Linked DNA regions of Mus musculus: regions 1 and 2 are each linked to region 3. A link is a contact called in ENCODE Hi-C or POLR2A ChIA-PET data. All regions are on one chromosome and are shown on one strand. Each heading gives the region's core, a stretch centred on a gene start or an enhancer-like site at or near the end of the contact. The rest is flanking DNA. Distances are from core to core; before and after follow the strand shown.

Region 1 (2,735 bases), core at 28-2,527, 57 kb after region 3:
GTCATTATCATTATTATTATTTTTACACTACAGCAACTGGAGAAGTATATGTTATGGTTGTTATTTGATTTTGTTGTTGTTGAAGACAAGGTCTTTCTTTGTAGCCCCGGCTGTTCTGCAACTCACAGAGATCTGTCTGCCTCTGCCTCTTGAGTGCTGGAATTAAAGGTACGGGCAACCAACCACATCTTTCTGGCCTTGTTTGATTTTTATTTTATTTATATTTTGTGTATGGGTGTTTTGCATGCATGTATTCTGTGCACTACTTCCAGTGCCCAGAGGAAGCCAAAAGAGGGCGTTGGATCCCTTGGAACTGGAATTGCAGATGGCTGTGAGTCGATGTGTGGGCACTGAGAATTGAACCCGGTTCTTCTAGAAGAGCAGTCAGCCAGCCAGCCAGTGTTTTTAACTGTAGATTCATCTCTCCAGTCCCTGTCGTTTGATTTTTGAGACAAATTCTCACTCCATTGTTTCATGCAGTCAAGCTTAAACTTCTGAGCAATCTTCTGCCTTAGTCAGGGACTACAGGCAAGACAGTCCTTTGTCACAATGCCAGCTGAAATACTTATCAATGGTATTTATCCAAATAGATGCTTGCCTGGCCCAGCCTCGGCATAAAGCCATAAAATATCATCCTTGTCCAATACTTGGGAGTACTTAGCTAAAGCAGTATTTTTCCTTTCTTTAAAAACTCAGGCCGGGTGGTGGTGGTGCACGCCTTTAATCCCAGCACTTGGGAGGCAGAGGCAGGCGGATTTCTGAGTTTGAGGCCAGCCTGGTCTACAAAGTGAGTTCCAGAACAGCCAGGACTACACAGAGAAACCCTGTCTCAAAAAACAAAAACAAACAAAAAAACAAAACAAAAAAACCCCCAAAAACTCAGGCAGAAAAGAGCCAGAAGAGTACAGAGGATCTTAAACCTTCACCCACAGAGCAAAGATAAGTCAAGGAACCGAAGCAAATGAAATACATTGAGTAATGTTATTATGGTAAAAATTAAAATCTAAACAATGGGGAAAAAAACCAAAAAAAAAAAAAAAAGCCAAAGATAGAAATGGCTTATACATTTACTCAACCACGGAAGTGACAGGAGTAAAATAAAGCTGTATAAAACAAACTAGTCAAATAACTAAAACAAAATCAATAGAATCGAATAAAGTGGAAAGGAACAGATGACGGGAAGAAATCAGTGAAGAAATTTGTTGGGCTGTTCCGCGCTGCCGCTAGGTGGCGCTCGGCGCCCCGGGCTCCACGCGGATTCCCGGTTGCGTCCCGAGACTCTGCCTCTCTGCTGCTTTCCAGAGGGATCCCGCGGGCTGGCCGTACCCCTTCCCGGCTGTCCCCGCTGGGAATAGCTTGGAGGTCGTGTGAAGAGTCACATCGTGGGCAGGATACCCTGGTGATAAGGACACAGATCGCAGCGGGACCACAGCTGTTCCAATGATTTTGATTTCCTTGGTGGGACAGCTACAATAAAGTTTTTTCTCGTATATTAAAGGATCAACGCGTATGGAGTGAAAACTCCCCACCTGCAGGGTTGCCTGTTAGCTTCCTGAGGTCTCAGCGGAGATATGGACTGTGGTAAGACTGTTGGCAGCTGGCCATTGCCCGGGTCCCAGAAGTCCCCAATCAGGGCTGAGCTGGGGGGGGGGGGGTGTGGGTGTGGGTGGGGATAGGGGCTGCTCACATGCTAATGTGGCGGTGACAATCGTGCGGGGGCGCCCCCGCGCCTGGGGGAGCCAAGGCAGAAACAAAGCATTAGCATTTTCCCCTAGAGAAAGGACTGCATTCCTGGGAGGGGAGCGCGGCCCTCCCCATTCACACTGGGGACCACACAGAGTGCCTCTTGCGCCAAAAGCTGGAAGGTTCGTCGGTTTGGCTTTTCTTTTGACCCGGGCGTTGCATACGAAATGTAGATATTTTCCTAAACGCCGGCTTTGACATTTAATGCGTTCCTAAGTAGTCTGAAATGTGGACTGGATTAGGAGGAGGCTAGGGGCCCACCGGGACACTCAGGCAAATCCCCTTAAATCCTCCAAGACAATTGTGTGTCACCACACGGATTCGCTTTGCCCCAAATGAGGAGGCTAATGAACTTCACTGCCTCCTTCCGTGACAGCCCACTCGCACCTGGCCGAGCCTCTGCGCCCGCCTCCCAGCTTTGTGTCAGGGCGTGTTTACTTTGTGTTTACTTTAGGCCAGGCCTGTTGGCTTCTAGGATCCAGTCTGACCATTAACTAAGGCACCTATCCTGGGCCATTGCTCAACCTTTACTCCACAAGGGGTGAGGGACACAAATACTGAGGGCCCTGGGACCTTGGGGCTATTACAGGCCACCCCATTTCAGGCCCCTTGGAACACTGCTAAGCCCAGAAAGAAAAATAGCATGAAACTCTACTTTACATGGGGAGTATTTTACCAGCAGGTTATGCGCCCCCGGAGGCCAGAAGAGGGCATCAGCTCTATTGACCTGGAGCTACCTGGTTTCGAGCCACCGTGTGGATTCTGGGAATCGAGCACCATCCTCTGCATACCTTCAGCTCCTCTCACCCATCTTCATAATTTACTTCTTATTCTCTCCCCTTCCCCTTTGAGACAGGTCTCATTATGAAACCCTGGCTGGCCTGGAATTTGCTATACTGTCCAGAATGGCTTCAATCTCACATATTTCTTTTTTTTTTTTTTCTTTTTTTTCTTTTTTTGGTTTTTCGAGACAGGGTTTCTCTTTATAGCTC
Region 2 (2,851 bases), core at 66-2,565, 37 kb after region 3:
GCGAGCCGCACATCTCCTTGCACAGCAGGCAGATCTGGAAGTCGGTCTCCGGGAACGAAGCCATTTGCAGGCGGGCTGGAGGGCAGAGGGCGCGCGGCGAGGAGGATGAGGGCGCGCGGCTCACTCAGCAGAGCGCATCGAGGACGCGGTGGAGGCGACCCCTGGGCCACCTCGGCAGGGCGGGTTTGCACTGCTACTCCTCAGCAAACGAGCGCCCGCACAAGTCTCAAAGTCCGCCGTGGAATCCGGTCCCCGCGGCGCAAACCAATTTGGTCCCAACGAGTCTTGCTTGTGTTGTTTTTTTTTTTTCCTTGCCCTCCGGCTAAATGAATTGAGCCTCCTGGAGGGAGGGGAAAACGTCCGGGAGTCGCAGCAGTCCAAGTCCCCGCGCGCGCCGCCGGCCGCCCCGCCGCATGACGCGGCGGCAGGAGCTCCTGCGTGGCGGCCGAGGCGCAGCCTCCCCCGCGGCGCGGTCGGCTCGGGCGCGCAGCTGCGCCTCGTGCGGGGGCCCCCGGCCCGCGGAAGCACGCGTGCCAAGTACGCACGCGCGCCCCACACGCTCCGCGCCCGTGCGCAGCCCTGCCGGGCCGCGGTCTCTATGCGCTCACACGCGCGCGCGCCCCACGCGGCCCGGCGCCCGCGTGTCCTCCGGCCTCCTGGCTCGCTCTCTAGCGCGCGCTCCGACCCTTCTCCGGCCTCAGGCGCTCCGCGGCGCGGGGCCGCAGGTCCCCGCGGGCCGCCCTGAATTATTCATCGGCGGGAAGATATTGGATGTACGGGCCGCCCGCTCCGCGCGGGGCCGTCGTGCAATGCTATCCGCGTTCCGCGCGAGCCGCGCGCCCCTCCTCCTCACGGCCGTCCTCTCCGAAACCTGGGCAGCGAAGGAGGATCACATTTCCTTTGTCATCGGGCCATTTCACCCTCGCTTGGGTCCCCCCTTCAATCCCGGAGCCTCGGGAACCGAGTCTCCCTCCCGGGCTTGCTCGAATCAGAGGAGTACGCGAGGGACCCGCGCGGCCACTTCGGGAGCCGCGTGGCCAACGCCGCCCGCGGCTCCCGCCTGCGTCATCCTCCTACGAACGATTCGCCGAGCGGGGATGCGGGTGGCCCCGGCTGCGCTGCGCCTACCGGGCTCAGGCTCTCCCGATGCCCTGGTGTCCTGGGTTGCTTTGGGCTTTATTTTGCACGACTCCCCCGAACGAGGGGCTGTGTGCGTGCGCGTGTCCCCCTTCTTTCTCCGCTTTGCCGCCTCTCAGAACGCGGGTTATTGGGACTGATCGGAATTCGGAATCCTTTTAATCTCCAAAGGAGCAAACTCACTTCCGCCCGAGTGCTGGGAGGGGTGGGGGAGGGGAGGCCGGGGAGGGGGTTCCAGGCAAACAGGAAACATTAGCCCTCTTGGCCCGGCCGGCTTTTGTGTACGCCTCCCCTCCTCCCACCACCCTCCTCCCCCGCTCCGGCCGCGGGGGAGACGATCGCCCCCAGGCCTCAGTGTGACGACCTTTGGAACCTCCTGGGCGAGGAACGCAGAGCGACTCTTCCGTTTATTAAAAAAAAAAAAAAGAAAGAAAGAAAGAAAAAAAGACTTCATTCTGAATCTTTGCCTCTTGGAAGCTGATGGCCACTGCCCCGGAGAGCTAGGTCCCCCCACCCCCAACACCACCATCACCCCCTTTTTTTTCTCTTCCTTTTCCTTTACATTTCTCTAGGACTCTACAAAGCTGAGACCGACCTCAAGCATCGCACAGTTGTGCAGTTGGATGCATGGAACTAAACGACTCTGAATTCTGGACGTCCAAGGGGCTGGTTGCTCTCAGTTTTAATGGGAGCCCAGGCAGCTGTTAAGAGAAGGCGACCCACTGACGGGCCCCGCGGCCATCTGGGTGGTGCCCCAGGCGGTTCTGAGGGTGAAACTTTAAGGCTCTCAGAAGAAAGACTTGGAAAGGCTGCTCTCAGAACTTTTTTTTTTTAATGCTACTTAAGATGGGTGTGGTGGTGTACCCATTATAATTCAGCAAGCAAGAGGCTAGGGCAGAACTACACTGTGAGACCCTCTGTCAAATTAACTCGCGAGTAAAATACATAAACAAATGCCATCAAGCTGTGTATAAAATTTCACTCTGTAGATTATACTTTGAAAGGAAAAAGACTGCACGCTGGACCCTCACACGTTCAAGATCTGGGCTACATGAAACCTCTCAAGAAAGTGATGAAAGAACTGGAAAGGTTAGCTCTGCAGTCCATCAAGAGGAGAGTTCAATTCTCAGAACCCCACTTTGGGTGGCTCTGAACTTCTTGCTTCATGTGCACATACCCCCACATAGACACACTGTGTGTGTGTGTGTGTGTGTGTGTGTGTGTGTGTGTGTGTGTGTGTGTGAGTGTGTGTGTGTGTGTGTGTATGATTATGAAAGCCTAGAAGAGAATGTAGCTTCCAATCTAAGTAACCATTCCTGGATCGTAATGATACGGATAGGATGCAATTCTAGATACTGCCTTTTATTCATGGGGAAAAAAAAAAAAAACAACAACAGAAAAGATCATTCTAGAAACATGAATCCATTCTGGACAGGCTGCTGAAGAGGCAAATCCCTTGGGGCTCAGATACTTCAGGGACAAGCCACACACACACACACTCCTCTCCCCCACCCCCACCCCCCACAAGTGACCTACAGCATCATGGGAAGACCAGAGACCCCTCTGCTTTCCAGAGCTCCACTGTCCAAACAACATCGAAGATCCCTTTGTGACCTTCTACTCCTGGGATGTGGAAGTGAAAATTAACTATGGGCCCTCCAAAACTGAACAGAGCTCCCCTAAACAAAGATGGGAGACTTTATAATATAAAAAT
Region 3 (2,700 bases), core at 167-2,666:
TCAGCATGGAAACCAGCCATGCTCCTCCCTCAGTTACTGTCTCTTGGATTGATTTCACGAGCAGCTGGGGGCGAGGGGAAAGCTGCCACAGGGACACGAGGAATCAATGTGTAAGCTGGATTCCTTGCCACCGGCAGCAACACATTTAAATCTCCACATGAGGACAGGAGGTGTGGGGGGGGGGGCCCTCTCAGAACCACACAGCAGGGGCGCTCCAAGCCTAGCTCAGGGCTGGCTACCCCACCCACAACAAAACACTTCAAGAGTCTTGGACCCAGTAGCCAGGAAAAGATGGGAGACAGCTTTGAAGGCTGAAGGAGGGAGGGGCTAACAGAAAACAATTTAGACAGAGATCCCCAGAGTGGAGCTGGGAAGACCCACAGTGAGGGGAATGCTGTTTCCTGTGCCGGTTTGTCCCCCTCGCGGGTGATTTGAGGGGTGACATGTGCTGTGCTGTCCCACTAGGGCCTGTAAGTTACTGGTAATTTATCCTGCATCCAGAGATAGGCGATTTGGGAATACCTTTTTTTTTTTTTTTTAAATCTCACAGAGAAATGGATCAGATCTTTTGTTGGGTCTGCACAAGGAAACGTGACTGAGTAACCAATTTTAATCACTTTTTAGCCAACACTGTAGACTAAAGCCTTCAGCAGCAGCAACCACTTTTAAAGTAAGTCTATCCTGTCAGACTCAGGGAGAGAATCCCAAATAACCAGCAAGACGACGCTCGGCTCAATGAATCTGGAGCAATCCCTAGTAAGTTTCCATGTGGGGATAGAGCGAATCTACTGGGCTAGGCAATCCTGCCACATTCCCTCCCTCAGCCCCCTCCCCCTCCCCCTCCTAAGGGAAGAAAGGAATAACCCTCCCCCCCCTTAACCTCCCTGCCGCCGCCAGCCGCTCCCCCAAAGGGCTGTGTGGAAACCTCCCACCAGAAGGTGCAGTTTACACTGAAATAGTGGACTCAGGCACCCTTGCTTTCTCCAGATGTAGTGAAAGCAACTGACTCTCCGAGACCAGAGGTCAGCACACCCCAGGCTCCTGAGCCAGGACACCTGTCCAGTGACTTCCTCTGCCTGCCTTGAACCTCCCTCTAAACTGGGAAACAAATGGGGTCTGACTTGCTACCTCAGGAGACCCTTTCCAGCCTTCAAAATCTCAGGAGCCGGCCTGTCTGGGGACGGACAACAGGAAGCAAAAAGCTTCCAGGTAATTCTGGGCTGAGATAAGAAACTGGGCTCCAAACTGAAACTGTCCAAACGTTAGGAAACTCCCAGACCTTTAGGCCTGGTGGACCCTGCAACGGGGCTTCCGTGATGCCAGGCACAGGAGATCCCCTGAGGCCTCAGAGTAAGCCCCGAGGAAGCACTCTGCAAATATGGGAAAGAAATCCCGGCCAGAGCAGGCGGTGGTGTCAGAACAGCCCAGATGCTTCTTAAATGAGTCAAAGGGTGTCTGCCATGAAACGTGGCCCGGACTCGGGTCACGACGGATGGGAGCCAAGTCCGGATGCGCTGTGAATGCAGACAAGCTGGGCTGAGGAGGGGCGGTGGCACCCAAGTGGCGAGGAATAAAACCTACATACAGATGCATACAACAGCCTCCTCGTGCTCATAACTAGGAAACTACAATTTTAAAATGCATTTTTAAATCGTTACGTTTTAAATCAAAACTTAAGACCATGCAACTTTAGGGTGGCAAAACCATAAAATAAGAACAATTTTAAGTCTTCTAGTTATGGATTGGAGTTATATTTTTAGACTATCTCACACTTATCTACCTGCCATTTCTAAGACTAGGGAGGTAGAATTTTAGAACTACATATATTCAATGAATGAGGAAGGTCGCTCCGAAAATCGATCAACAGTTACAGTTGGATGATCAGTTGCGACTGGCGGCTCAGGAGAGGACTTGGGGATTTGAGGTGCTGCCTGCCAAGCAAGGCCATGGGTGTCTGATCCCAGGACCCACATGTGGGCAGAACAGACTCCACCAAGTCTCCATACAACCTACCCCTAAACCAAAAAATGTAATTTAAAAATAAACGGGGGTGGGGGACTTTTGGTATAGCATTGGAAATGTAAATGAGTTAAATACCTAATAAAAAATGGAAAAAAAAATAAACGGGGGGCAGGGGATCCTTATTAAGAAAAATGGAACAGAGTATACAGATAAGAGCCTGTGCCCCCACCCCGCAAAAGTGGCAGCCACTACAGGGAAGCAGAAAGGGAAGGGGTGGAGTCCGCTGGTGGCAGAAATTCCAGGGCCTACGTGCCGCCTGTTTGGGGCTACCCCGGCAGATGCATGGACACGCCCCCTCGAGCCTGGCGACAATCTGGCTGCTCTAGCTAAATGGAGCTAGCCTGACCTCTGACCCTCCAAGTGACCACCCCCTTCCCTGCCCCCAGCTTCTAGAACGTCCCACCTCTCCCAGCCTTCCTCTCCCAAAATTTCTAAAATACCAAGCAGAGACAAAGACCAAGGAATGTGGGCCCAGCAGGAAAGGAACGGGGGTGGAGTGGAATGGGGAGTGGGGGTGGGGAAGACTAAAGAAAATAAATAAATAACAACACAAGGTAGGCAGGCAGGCCTATGTACCTCCTGAAATAAAATGCTTTGTTGGTGAACACACACACACACACACACACACACACACACACACACACACACGATTTTTTCAGTCCTCCATCCGGCTCAAGC

The links. A loop is a pair of places that touch in the nucleus more often than their neighbours do. ChIA-PET counts read pairs that join two places held with the same protein, here RNA polymerase II (POLR2A).
Region 1: POLR2A ChIA-PET joins it to region 3 with 13 read pairs in embryonic stem cell. The contact joins two enhancer-like sites. A Hi-C loop is called at or near these places in 3 of 37 maps with a recorded cell type or tissue (CH12.LX, heart and mouse embryonic stem cell). POLR2A ChIA-PET finds 5 or more read pairs at or near these places in 3 of 5 experiments (all embryonic stem cell).
Region 2: a map of mouse trophoblast stem cell shows a loop between it and region 3 (2.2-fold over the local background). The contact joins the promoter of Trim71 here to the enhancer-like site in region 3. A Hi-C loop is called at or near these places in 4 of 37 maps with a recorded cell type or tissue (left cerebral cortex, mouse embryonic stem cell, mouse trophoblast stem cell and 1 more). POLR2A ChIA-PET finds 5 or more read pairs at or near these places in 3 of 5 experiments (all embryonic stem cell).

The regions. Positions count from the first base shown.
Region 1 is chr9:114,582,699-114,585,433 of GRCm38, forward strand. No RefSeq gene overlaps it. Among named protein-coding and RNA genes, the nearest start is that of Trim71, 20 kb to the left of the region's middle. Within about 2 kb of position 1,278, at least 1 of the 3 ENCODE cell types and tissues checked has a DNase peak (open chromatin) inside an H3K27ac peak, as active enhancers do; it is heart, where a contact is called at or near this core.
Region 2 is chr9:114,563,054-114,565,904 of GRCm38, forward strand. It overlaps Trim71 (tripartite motif-containing 71), which reads right to left and starts at 1,316. Exons shown (of 4, transcript NM_001042503.2): 1 at 1-1,316. The coding sequence starts at 64.
Region 3 is chr9:114,525,860-114,528,559 of GRCm38, forward strand. All of the region lies in intron 1 of Trim71 (tripartite motif-containing 71), which reads right to left. Among named protein-coding and RNA genes, the nearest start is that of Ccr4, 31 kb to the left of the region's middle. Within about 2 kb of position 1,417, at least 1 of the 3 ENCODE cell types and tissues checked has a DNase peak (open chromatin) inside an H3K27ac peak, as active enhancers do; it is heart, where a contact is called at or near this core.